2 separate regions of the Homo sapiens genome follow, and region 1 is linked to region 2. A link is an interaction called in ENCODE POLR2A ChIA-PET data of the cell type or tissue named here. Cell type or tissue: Panc1. All regions are shown on one strand.

The links. Peaks named below come from ENCODE experiments on the same cell type or tissue, not always from the same donor. Only the 100,000 strongest peaks of a DNase experiment are listed, where the experiment ranks them.
Region 1: POLR2A ChIA-PET joins it to region 2 with 21 read pairs; 2 of 35 experiments call an interaction of 5 or more read pairs at or near these places.

Annotation. Positions count from the first base shown.
Region 1 is chr18:48,993,649-48,996,148 of GRCh38, forward strand. No RefSeq gene overlaps it. Among named protein-coding and RNA genes, the nearest start is that of DYM-AS1, 29 kb to the right of the region's middle. RefSeq lists enhancers at 973-1,742, 1,743-2,500. In Panc1, no CTCF peak of the experiment used is centred here; no DNase peak of the experiment used is centred here; H3K27ac peaks cover 490 bases.
Region 2 is chr18:49,454,055-49,456,554 of GRCh38, forward strand. All of the region lies in intron 1 of DYM (dymeclin), which reads right to left. Among named protein-coding and RNA genes, the nearest start is that of DYM, 5.3 kb to the right of the region's middle. In Panc1, no CTCF peak of the experiment used is centred here; no DNase peak of the experiment used is centred here.

The DNA of each region.
Region 1 (2,500 bases), 460 kb before region 2:
GTCTCCCCAGACCAGGATAACAATCATCTTCCACTCATCCATTGCTCATTGGCCTTTCTGACTCGCCTAGCACCAACCGACAGTATCACGAACTAGTTACTACGCGTTACCAAGGGCTCCTCTCGGTTTGCAGTGATCTCCCGAGCTCCACCTGTTCCCCACACTCCATCCCTCCTCCAAGGCTCAGCACAGTGACCAATGGGACAGAGCCCTGGTGAGCTGGCGGACAAGAGTGAGTCTTCAGGGCCAGGGTTTAAGCCCAGGCCCAGAACAGAAGCCATTTTTATAAATGAAGCATCCGAAATTGAAGCCTGCCAAGATGAAGGCAGAAACAACTTGGCACATTGCTTCCAGGCACGGAAGAAGGAGAAGCGTGTCTGTTTCATACCAGAAACCCTCCGGTTCTGGTTTCTCCAAGCTCGGCCTTTACCTTCTCCTTGACTTGGAAGGGTCGCCTGTGGCCCCGCTCCCCCATCTCTTCTGGAGCTGCCTTCTGTAAAGTGATCTTTCTATATTTACTTAAACTTCTATTTAAAGAGGAATTCCTCATAATTACTCAGCCGCAGAGAGCTGACACTGTTTGGCTCTGTTTATTTAGTTTCTCCTAGTGATTGGCAAAATGTCCTCAGTGGCTTTCAAGAGCAGATATAGACGAATGACCTCTTGGTCATAAAATAAAGTATGATGCTCTTTTCTGTCCTCATGGGAGACGGCATGTGGGGGGGATGTGCCTCACCATCCCACCCCATAAAAACGCTAAATCCAGTCATTTCTGAGGTTGGATTTGTGAAGCAGTTTCATAATTGGTGAAGGGTGCCGTCTCATCCGGGTGTGAGTACATGTGTGGATACAGCACGTGTCCAGCACACGCAGCCTTTCATGTGCACACACAGACGTTCACACCCACACACGGCCTCACAAATGGCAAAGAGCAGACCCGCCAACAAAAGGAGGAAGCAAGAATTAATACATCTGTTTTTTTCTTCAAAAAATTTTAATTGATACTTGGCATTTAGTCCAGTAGGGAAACTAAAATAGCTAGTTATTTGTGTAGAAATAGTTCCCAGGGTGCTTCCCTCCCTTCCTCCCCGCAACCCCTTTACTCCTCCCCCACCCCTGCCCCCGACACAACGACCCTACAGAACATCCAGGGACAACCCTGCTCTGACAAACCCAAAGGGAAAAATGCTGAACATCATTTGTTAAAATGTGGCCAGTAGCAAGACGCAGAGATGGCGGGCAATTTAAAATGTGGCCAGTAGCAGGACGCAGAGATGGTGGGCGATTTGGGGGTTTTGAGGGGAGGGCCTTTGTGCCCTCCAGTTTCGTGCCATTGAGTTTGAAGGCGTGCGGAAAGCAGAGACAACTGTCACGCCTCCCAAACAGTGACCCAACCCACCTAACCCACACCAGTCCCCTGCTTCCCAGGACCCCTTCTCTGTACCGTCCTGCCATAAGCCCTGCAAGACCTGCCTTCCCAGGAGAACTCCCATCTCCACATCCTGCTCCCCAGGTCCCAGCGCCTCTCCCACCCATCAGCCCTTGAGTGGATGCCTCGGCACGGGGGTCACACTCAGAGCTCCCCACTGCCTTCCCACTCAATGCTTTTCAGTTGGCTTTGTGGAGTGTTTGCCCTCTGCAGTCAGACTCTGTCTTTTGAGGGGTACAGGGCCTGTAACTTGAGCCCCAGCAGTGTCCTCACACCTCCAGTACACAGAGGAGGGACCCACATGGAGCAGGTGGTGGTGATAGCCTGTGCCTGTGGCTGGATTCTATGGTCTGCCCTAACAAGGCACAGCTCAGGAACCCAAGAGCTGTCTGTGATATTGACCAAGGGCCCTTCTTGGAAACCTCCTTGTGGCCAGGCCCAGAAATAGGATGGCAGGAGAAGCCGCCAGACCTCCTAGGCATGGGCTCCCTTTCAGAATCCTCCAAGCTGGTGAGGACGGCGGGAAGGCAGAGTACAGGGCAGACAGTGATGCCCGCCTGGAGCCAGGCCGGGGATCAGCCTAGGCGCAAGCCACGCATCCACATGGGTTCCTCTGCATTGAGAACTGCCGACAGGACGTCCTCGGAGTCCCAAGCAATTGTCTGGTTTGTGATGGACCCATCTTTCATTTCTTGATTATTCAGTAGCTTCGTGTCCTAGAAACCAAGAGGACCATTTCTATAAAAGAGGTTGGTTGAATAAAGACAGCGTGAGAATAGAGGAGCTCCTATTCCCGAAGTCAGCTGCCTGTTCTGCTTTCAGGCCCAGCAAACACCCCAGCCAGAGGAACTGGGGCCCTTTGCCCCTTCATGGTGTTCGCAGCCCCTCATCACCCGCTCCCCTGGAAGGCCTGCTGAAATGCAGATGTCCATAAGGTCTCCCACACACCCAGTTTCAGCAGCTCTAGCTTGGGTCTAGGATAGTCACTCAACAAACACGTATTGAGCAGCCACCATCTTCCAGGAGCCCTGCTGAAGTGGCAGCGGATAAGGCAGGTGGCTCCCTGCTTTC
Region 2 (2,500 bases):
ACAGAACCACACACGGACATGCCTTTCTTCCAAGGACCCTTAGATTGACCCCAGGAGGAGCCCTAGCTGCTGATCCCCACATGATGCCCCTTTTCAGCAGGAAGTAGCCAGAAAGAGTCATCACCCAACACCCCCTAACAGCAGTTAGGGTTGCCACTCCAGAGCAGGGAATGATGATATAGGAGTTAACAAGGAATTACTTAGGCAGATAGCAAGGGCATGGGAGTCCTCAGTAAGGCTGTTCTTTTTAATGAAAAGCAGCCCCAAATCATTTTCTAACAAAGAGCAGCCTGCAAGCTGGGAGCTTGCACACGATAATGCCTGCAGAAACTAAGGACTAGACATTTTCAAAATGGCGGCTCCATCTTCCCTTCTCTGCCAGCCACATGTACTGTAAAGGAGCAGACAGGATGGTGCCAATCAACTGGAAAGCCCATTTGCATAAGATTAGGTTGAGGCAACCAGCCTTCCCCACACACTCTGTAGACGTCATGCATGATCGAACCAATCTGTGAGCCCTATGTAAATCAGACACTGCCTTCTCCATATAAAAATCTGCTGCAGGCCGGGTGCGGTGGCTCAGGCCTGTAATCCCAACACTTTGGGAGGCCGAGGCCGGTGGATCACGAGGTCAGGAGATCGAGACCATCCTGGCTAACACAGTGAAACCCCGTCTCTACTAAAAATACCAAAAAAAAAAAAAATTAGCCAGGCATTGTGGCCGGCGCCTGTAGTCCCAGCTACTCAGGAGGCTGAGGCAGGAGAATGGCGTAGACCCAGGAGGCAGAGTTTGCAGTGAGCCGAGATCGCGCCACTGCACTCCAGCCTGGGTGATAGAGCGAGACTCTGTCTCAAAAAAAAAAAAAAAAAAAAAAAATCTGCTGCGGTCCATGGCCTCCTCCTTTTTTGGACCTCTCTCTCTCTCTCTCAAGGAGCTGCTCTCCTCTCTCCTTTCTTCTATTAGACTTTCCACTCCTTAACCCACAAAAAAATAAAAATAATAAAGAAAAGGCCAGAAAGTAAGCTGAGGCTTGACGCTTTACAGAGAGACTCACTAAAGGGCATGCCTTCTTACTCCGCACATAGTAACCGTACAACTGCATACATCCTCCCTAAGACTTCCAGATTGATGAATTCTACCCCTATACACTTACAATCCAAAATATCTATGTCTAGTCAGAACTGTCTTTTGAGTGTCAGTCCCGTTTATCTAACTGCCTAACATCTATCACCATCTGATGTCCCAAGGGCACCTCAAACTCCACATGCTCAATACTGAACTGAATATACATCCTTCTCCTTGTCCATCTCTAATTCTCATCTTTTTACACCACTCATTCAGATATCCAAGTCGAGAAATCTAAAGGAAGAGAATGAAAAACAACTAATAGTTATAGTGTATATATTGCTAGGTACATAGAGGTATTTTCATTTAATTCTCTAACAAACATATAAAGTATATATTAGTCCCATTATACAGATAAGAAAACTGAAGTTCAAAAAGGTTGAGTAACATGCCAAAGCAAATAAATGATAGAACTAGGACTCAAACCTAGAGTTTCAAAAAGTATGTAGGTTAGTCTGGGTTCAGAGAAATTAATTATAAAGGAGCAGAGGCCAGGCGCAGTGGCTCCTGTCTGTAATCCCAGCACTTTGGGAGGCCGAGGTGGGTGGATCACCTGAGGTCAGGAGTTCGAGACAGCCTGGGCAAAATGGTGAAAACTCTACTAAAAACAGTACAAAAATTAGCCGGGCATGGTGGCGCATGCCTGTAATCCCAGCTATTCAGGAGGCTGAGGCAGGAGAATCACTTGAACCTGGGAGGCAGAGGTTGCAGTGAGCCGAGATCCCACCACTGCACTCCAGCCTGAGCAACAGAGTCAGACTGTCTCAAAAAAAAAAAAGCAAAAAATGCTAATTCCCTACCCAATCTCCAGTCCTCTCTTCCTTTTAGTAACAGAACTCCATTTTTTTGACCAGGCATATTCCTGTTCAACTAAGATATATTTAAGTCTCTAAGAGTGGACAGTCACTTCTTTATCCCTTCCTCCATCCTGCTGTTAGGAACATGGAAATTTTAGCTAGAACTCCAGCAGCCATCTTGGACCCAGAAATCAAGGGCCATACTTTAGGGTTAACAGTGTAAGAAACTACAAGGAGGCTGGGTTCCTGATGACAGCAGAGCTGCCAAACCAGCCTTTAATCGTCCACCTCTGGACTTCTTTTACAAAAGAAACAAACTAGTCATATGTTTAAGCTATTATTTTTCAGGTCTCTGTTATTCATAGCCAAACCTAAGCCTAACTGATACAGGTAGGGTTTTCAAAGTATTCTGGGTGGAGGGTTGCATGACATATTTTGAAGGAATAATTGTCAAGATTCAGTGACTGACTCAACCTAACAAAGAAATTTGTCATCGATCATATGATGGACAAAAGGTTTTAAATGCCCAAAAGACTGAGCAATAAAAGAAAAGATAAGCTTTTTAAAAATAATTATT